Linked DNA regions of Homo sapiens: region 1 is linked to region 2. Evidence: chromatin loops called from intact Hi-C (ENCODE). Cell type or tissue: sigmoid colon. All regions are shown on one strand.

The links. Peaks named below come from ENCODE experiments on the same cell type or tissue, not always from the same donor. Only the 100,000 strongest peaks of a DNase experiment are listed, where the experiment ranks them.
Region 1: it touches region 2 in a loop (9-fold over the local background); 105 of 110 quality-filtered maps call a loop at or near these places.

Annotation. Positions count from the first base shown.
Region 1 is chr18:32,548,259-32,550,758 of GRCh38, reverse strand. No RefSeq gene overlaps it. Among named protein-coding and RNA genes, the nearest start is that of GAREM1, 79 kb to the right of the region's middle. RefSeq lists an enhancer at 1,671-2,224. In sigmoid colon, a CTCF peak has its summit at 1,283 (motif pointing right); a DNase peak (open chromatin) is centred at 1,321.
Region 2 is chr18:32,157,020-32,159,519 of GRCh38, reverse strand. No RefSeq gene overlaps it. Among named protein-coding and RNA genes, the nearest start is that of MEP1B, 32 kb to the left of the region's middle. RefSeq lists a silencer at 1,289-1,338. In sigmoid colon, a CTCF peak has its summit at 1,322 (motif pointing left); a DNase peak (open chromatin) is centred at 1,299; H3K4me3 peaks cover 744 bases; H3K27ac peaks cover 609 bases.

The DNA of each region.
Region 1 (2,500 bases), 390 kb before region 2:
GGCCGGGAGCAGTGGCTCACGCCTGTAATCCCAGCACCTTGGGAGGCTGAGGTGGGTGGATCACCTGAGGTCAAGAGTTCGAGACCAGCCTGGCCAACATGGCGAAACCCCGGTCTCTAGTAAAAATACAAAAAAAAAAAAAAATTAGTGTGGTGTTGCATGCCTATAATCCCAAGTATTCCAGAAGCTAAGGCACAAGAATCGCTTGAACCCGGGCGGCAGAGGTTGGCGAGGTTGGCAAGGTTGGCAGTGAGCCGAGATCGCGCCACTGCACTCCAGCCTCAGTGACAGAGCAAGACTCCATCTCAATAAAAAAATAAAAATAAAGTGAATTATGGTTGAAGCAATAGAAATGAGTAAGGTCATCAGGAGAGAATGGGTAGAAAGAGAAGAAAGCTAAAATCAGAACCTTAATGTTGAACAAGCAAAAGAAAAAAAAAATAAGGATAAGGCTATATAAGATAGGAGGAAAGCCAGGTAAGAATGGTACCACATTTTCATTATTTAATTGTTTGGTTGTTGTTTCTAAAAGATTACTTGAAGTTGTGTGTTAGAATAGAGGTATAATATATGATGTCACATGTCTATAACTTTATAAGGTCTTTGTGGGCAGGAATCATATTCAATTCATCTGTATTTCTCCATACCTAGAATAAAACAGATCCTTGATAAATACTTGGTAAATAAATAAATCTTCTTAATTTGTAGGCTTTGACATTCTAACAGATTTAACGTTTTCTCACTTATCTTGGATACCCACACCACCTTGGCAAAAGATCTCATCCACTATTCCAAAAGATGAACAGTGTATCAATTTGGTATATCAAATACTTATTCTTAAATGTGCCCAAAAATGAATACATTAACTGTGGGTCTAAATTCTGCATCAATCCCTTAAAAAAGTCATAAGGCGTCTCACCACCCTTTCTTATGCCAAATTCAGGCAGTAAGCTTTGCAAAGACTATGGGCTCTGGAGTCAGGCAAATCTGATTTCAGCCCACAGCTCTGGCAGGCCCAGTTCTTTGATTTTGAGCAAGTCACTTGATCTTGCTAGGCCTTGGTTTTCTCAGCTGCAAAATGGTGATATTATGTACAGCATAGGGCTGCTAGGAGGATGAGATACACAAAGTCCCTAGACTGGCTGCCGTCCTAAAGTAGATGCTCAGTAAGTATTAGACCCTTTCTCCTCTTTGGCAGTATAGCAACTGAATCATATTCACTGAAAAAAAAAATTTGAATTTGTAAGAAATGCTCCCCAGAAGCTAAAGGCTTCCTCTGAGGCTTTACTCCTGCAACGTCATCAAGAGCCACCAGGTGGTGGTGGTGCCTGTTAGGGGACCCTAGGTCAGGCGTCCTTCCCAGCAGGGTAATTACCTTCTCAGTGCTAAGCATCAAATTCTATTTCTCATATGCTTCTTTCCATAGTATTTTATATACAACCTTACTAAAATAACAACCTCTACAGATTAAACATAAACCACCCCAACATGTGCATATTAATGATAATATATACAATTTGAAATAAGATTTAATGAAAAAGAAATACTTAGGTACACATCACATAACTTCCTGATTCCCTTAAATGGTTTTTAATTATTTTTTGACTTAATCTAACCTTGATTTTAATTCCCTCACATTACTTGTGATTCATTCTCATATTGGCAGAAGGCTAATAGCTTTTGGACTGTGCTTAACCTTAGAATTTGGCAAAACACTATGGAAAAAGCCCTTTGTCCTTTTCACCTGCTGGGAGATTAAATCCCCTAATTAGCAGGCTTAGAGGAGAGTCACTTCAGCCAGTACTTAAGAAAATCTTGCCCTTTGTCTGCCGTTTCAGAGCTCAGCTGTCTTGGTGCTTCCTGTATTTATCCACGCTGAAATAGAAAATTACTCACCGGTCTCTCCAAGCCCCATGACCATTGACTTCTAATCAAAACCCTGTTCCCAGAGGTCCCCTGGCTCCTGCAAGGGCACCCTGATTCTCCATGCTTGCTAACAAAGCCACTCCACAAGACCACTCTGCTTTCTTTTGAATGCTGATACAGGGTCAGGTTTGGGTTGCTTTGTGTCCTGCAGTTCTTGGCACCCTGTGCCCGTTTAAGCCCTCTGCTTATAGATGTCAAGCATGTTTCCTAAACTTTTAAGCAATTTTGAGTGCTAAAAACAAGTAACTAAAAAAAAAAAAAATTAAGGTGTCATTGTCTTTAGGGCCCTCAAACTGCTCTATGTGATGATGTAATGGTGGATACATGTCATTAAATATTTATCTAAATCCATAGAATGTACAATAGCAAAAGTGGACCCTAATGTAAACTATGGACTCTGGGTGACAATGCGCCAATCAATGAATGTAGGTTCATCAGTTGTAACAAATGCATCACCCTGGTGGGGATGTTGATAGAGGGCGAGGCTGTGCAGGGGCAGGGGAGTAAAGGTACTTTCTCTGTACTTTCCACTCAATTTTGCTATGAACATAAAACTGCTCTTTTAAAAAGTTTT
Region 2 (2,500 bases):
AGAGCGAGACTCAGTCTCAAAAAAAAAAAAAAAAAAAAAAAATTAGCTGGGTTTGGTGGCTCGCGCTTGTAATCCCAGCTACTTGGTAGGCTGAGGCAGGAGAATGGCTTGAACATGGGAGGCGGAGGTTGCAGTGAGCGGAGATCACGCCATTGCACTCCAGCCTGGGCGACAGTGAGACTCTGTCTCAAAACAAACAAACAAAAAAACAAAACAAAAACTAGGGAATGGGACCTTGAGTTTCATGGACCCTTGGGTACAGCAGGTTAGCTCTGAGAAGTGGCAGAGAGGTAGACATTCTCTTCTCCCTTTTGCCCCTTTATGATCCTCTACACTGTGTTGCAATATTCCTCTGCTACTGTGTCCACACCTTCCATTTTCCAAAATATGTATTCTGTTTCCCTTCAGTTCAGCAGACATATATTAAGCACCCACTATTTCAAAGGCATAGTAGAAAGCACTGGTTTCCTGATTCATCAATTAATGCTACATATTATTATAACGTATAATATAGATGTATATAGTCTATAATAATATATGGATTTCTATATGTATATTTTTATAAGCAGAGTAGAGTAGCAACTTAGTGAGGTTCTAAAGTAAATATGTTACATGAACCCCAGAGAAAGTAAAAGTACTCTTAAGAAGTCCTGGCCGGGCGCAGTGGCTCACACCTGTAATCCCAGCACTTTGGAAGGCCGAGGCAGGCAGGCGGATCACCTGAGGTCAGGAGTTGAGACCAGCCTGGCAAACATGGTGAAACCCTGTCTCTACCAAAAAAAAATTACAAAAATTAGCCGGGCATGGTAGCGTGCGCCTGTAATCCCAGCTACTCAGGAGGCTGAGGCAGGAGAATCACCTGAACCCGGGAAGCAGAGGTTGCAGTGAGCCGAGATCGTGCCACTGCACTCCAGCCTGAGCAACACAGCGAGACTCCGTCTCAAAAAAAAAAAAAGTTCTTAAACAGCCTATAAAAGCACGCCATAAAAGGTACGAAGGACGTGAGGCCACCTCAGGAAACAGCCAGCTCGCGACTGCACAGGAGACTCATTCTGGGGTTAACGCTTCTCAAGAGTGAAATTGATGAGTCTTTGCTGTGTATATGCATTTAAGTGTGTGTGCCTGTGCTTTTTTCTAGGGCAAACAAAATTATAAGGATGTGCGCACCAAATACAATAAATCACGGTCTCTTTCTCCTTTCCCGGTTCTAATTGCCCCAATAAACCCGCTCTCCACTCTCCAGCCTGCCACATTCCCCGCTGTTCGGTCTTTGAATGGTCGATGCGTAATGTCACGGTTCTAAGCTGCCACCTTGTGGCCATCCCACGTGTGTGTTTTAAGCAGCCTCTTCAATGTGCCGCTTGCCTAGCTCTACTTGTAATTTGATGCGGTTCCTTTTGCTTTCTGCGTTTTGTGCTTCCTTCCCCCAGAGCTGCTAGTTGTCCTGTCGTAGATTCACGAAACTGGATTACAATACTTGACATCATTCAGGATAACAAGTATACCAAGAGCTTAAAATTATGGCAGAGTTGCACATTGCTTTGAACTCTAGTAGACACCATTATATTTTTCTCCCAAAATACTTTGTAATATTTATTTTAAATCCCCAGTATCCGAAAAGCAACAACGAATTCCTTTCCCAAGCATTTATTGAGCACCTATTAGCCACTGCCTTTGGGAGTTCCCAGCCTCATGAGGCGACATGTGGGGCCATGTGGCAATTGCAAATAATGCAGGTGGACCGCTGTACAGGGGGGCCTGGGAAATCACTCTAGAATCTCTCTGAAGGGGTCAGCAATGCCTTCACAGAAGAGTCCAGGCTGAAGCTTAAGCCTGCAGGTCAGAGGGCCAAGCTTGGAGACAGGTTAGACATCCCAGACAGAAGGAAAAGCAGCACTATTTTGGTGAGGAAGTGCACGCATCATTCTGGGACTTGATCCCCAGAGCTTTGCCAGCCCAAACAGCACTCCAGGTGCTTTGAAGAATGTATTTATGCCAGGCACAATGGCTCACACCTGCAATCCCAGTGCTTTGGGAGGCCAAGGCAGGAAGATCACTTGAGCCCAGGAGTTTGAGACCAGCCTAGGCAGCATAGTAAGACCCTGTCTCTACTACAAATTTTAAAAATTGGCCAGTCATAGTAGCACATTCCTGTAGTCTCAGCTACTTGGGAGGCTGAGGTGGGAGGATGGCTGGAGCCCAGGAGTTTGAGGCTGCCATGAGCTATGAATGAGCCACTGCACTCCAGCCTGAGCAATAGAGTGGGACTCTGTTTCAATTTTTTTAAAATAATGTATTTAAACATTCTTAAGAGAACTCCTCCCTTTTTACCCAAATAAAATATACTGAACCATAAGGGCTTTCTGAATCAGTTTGACCAACCACTGCTATTACCCAATATTTGTGCTCTCTTCCCTTAATAGTTTTTCCATTTCACAATTACTTATTCTAAAGCAATACTAGGTCTTTTCACAGCCTGTTCACTCTTGAAACTGGACTG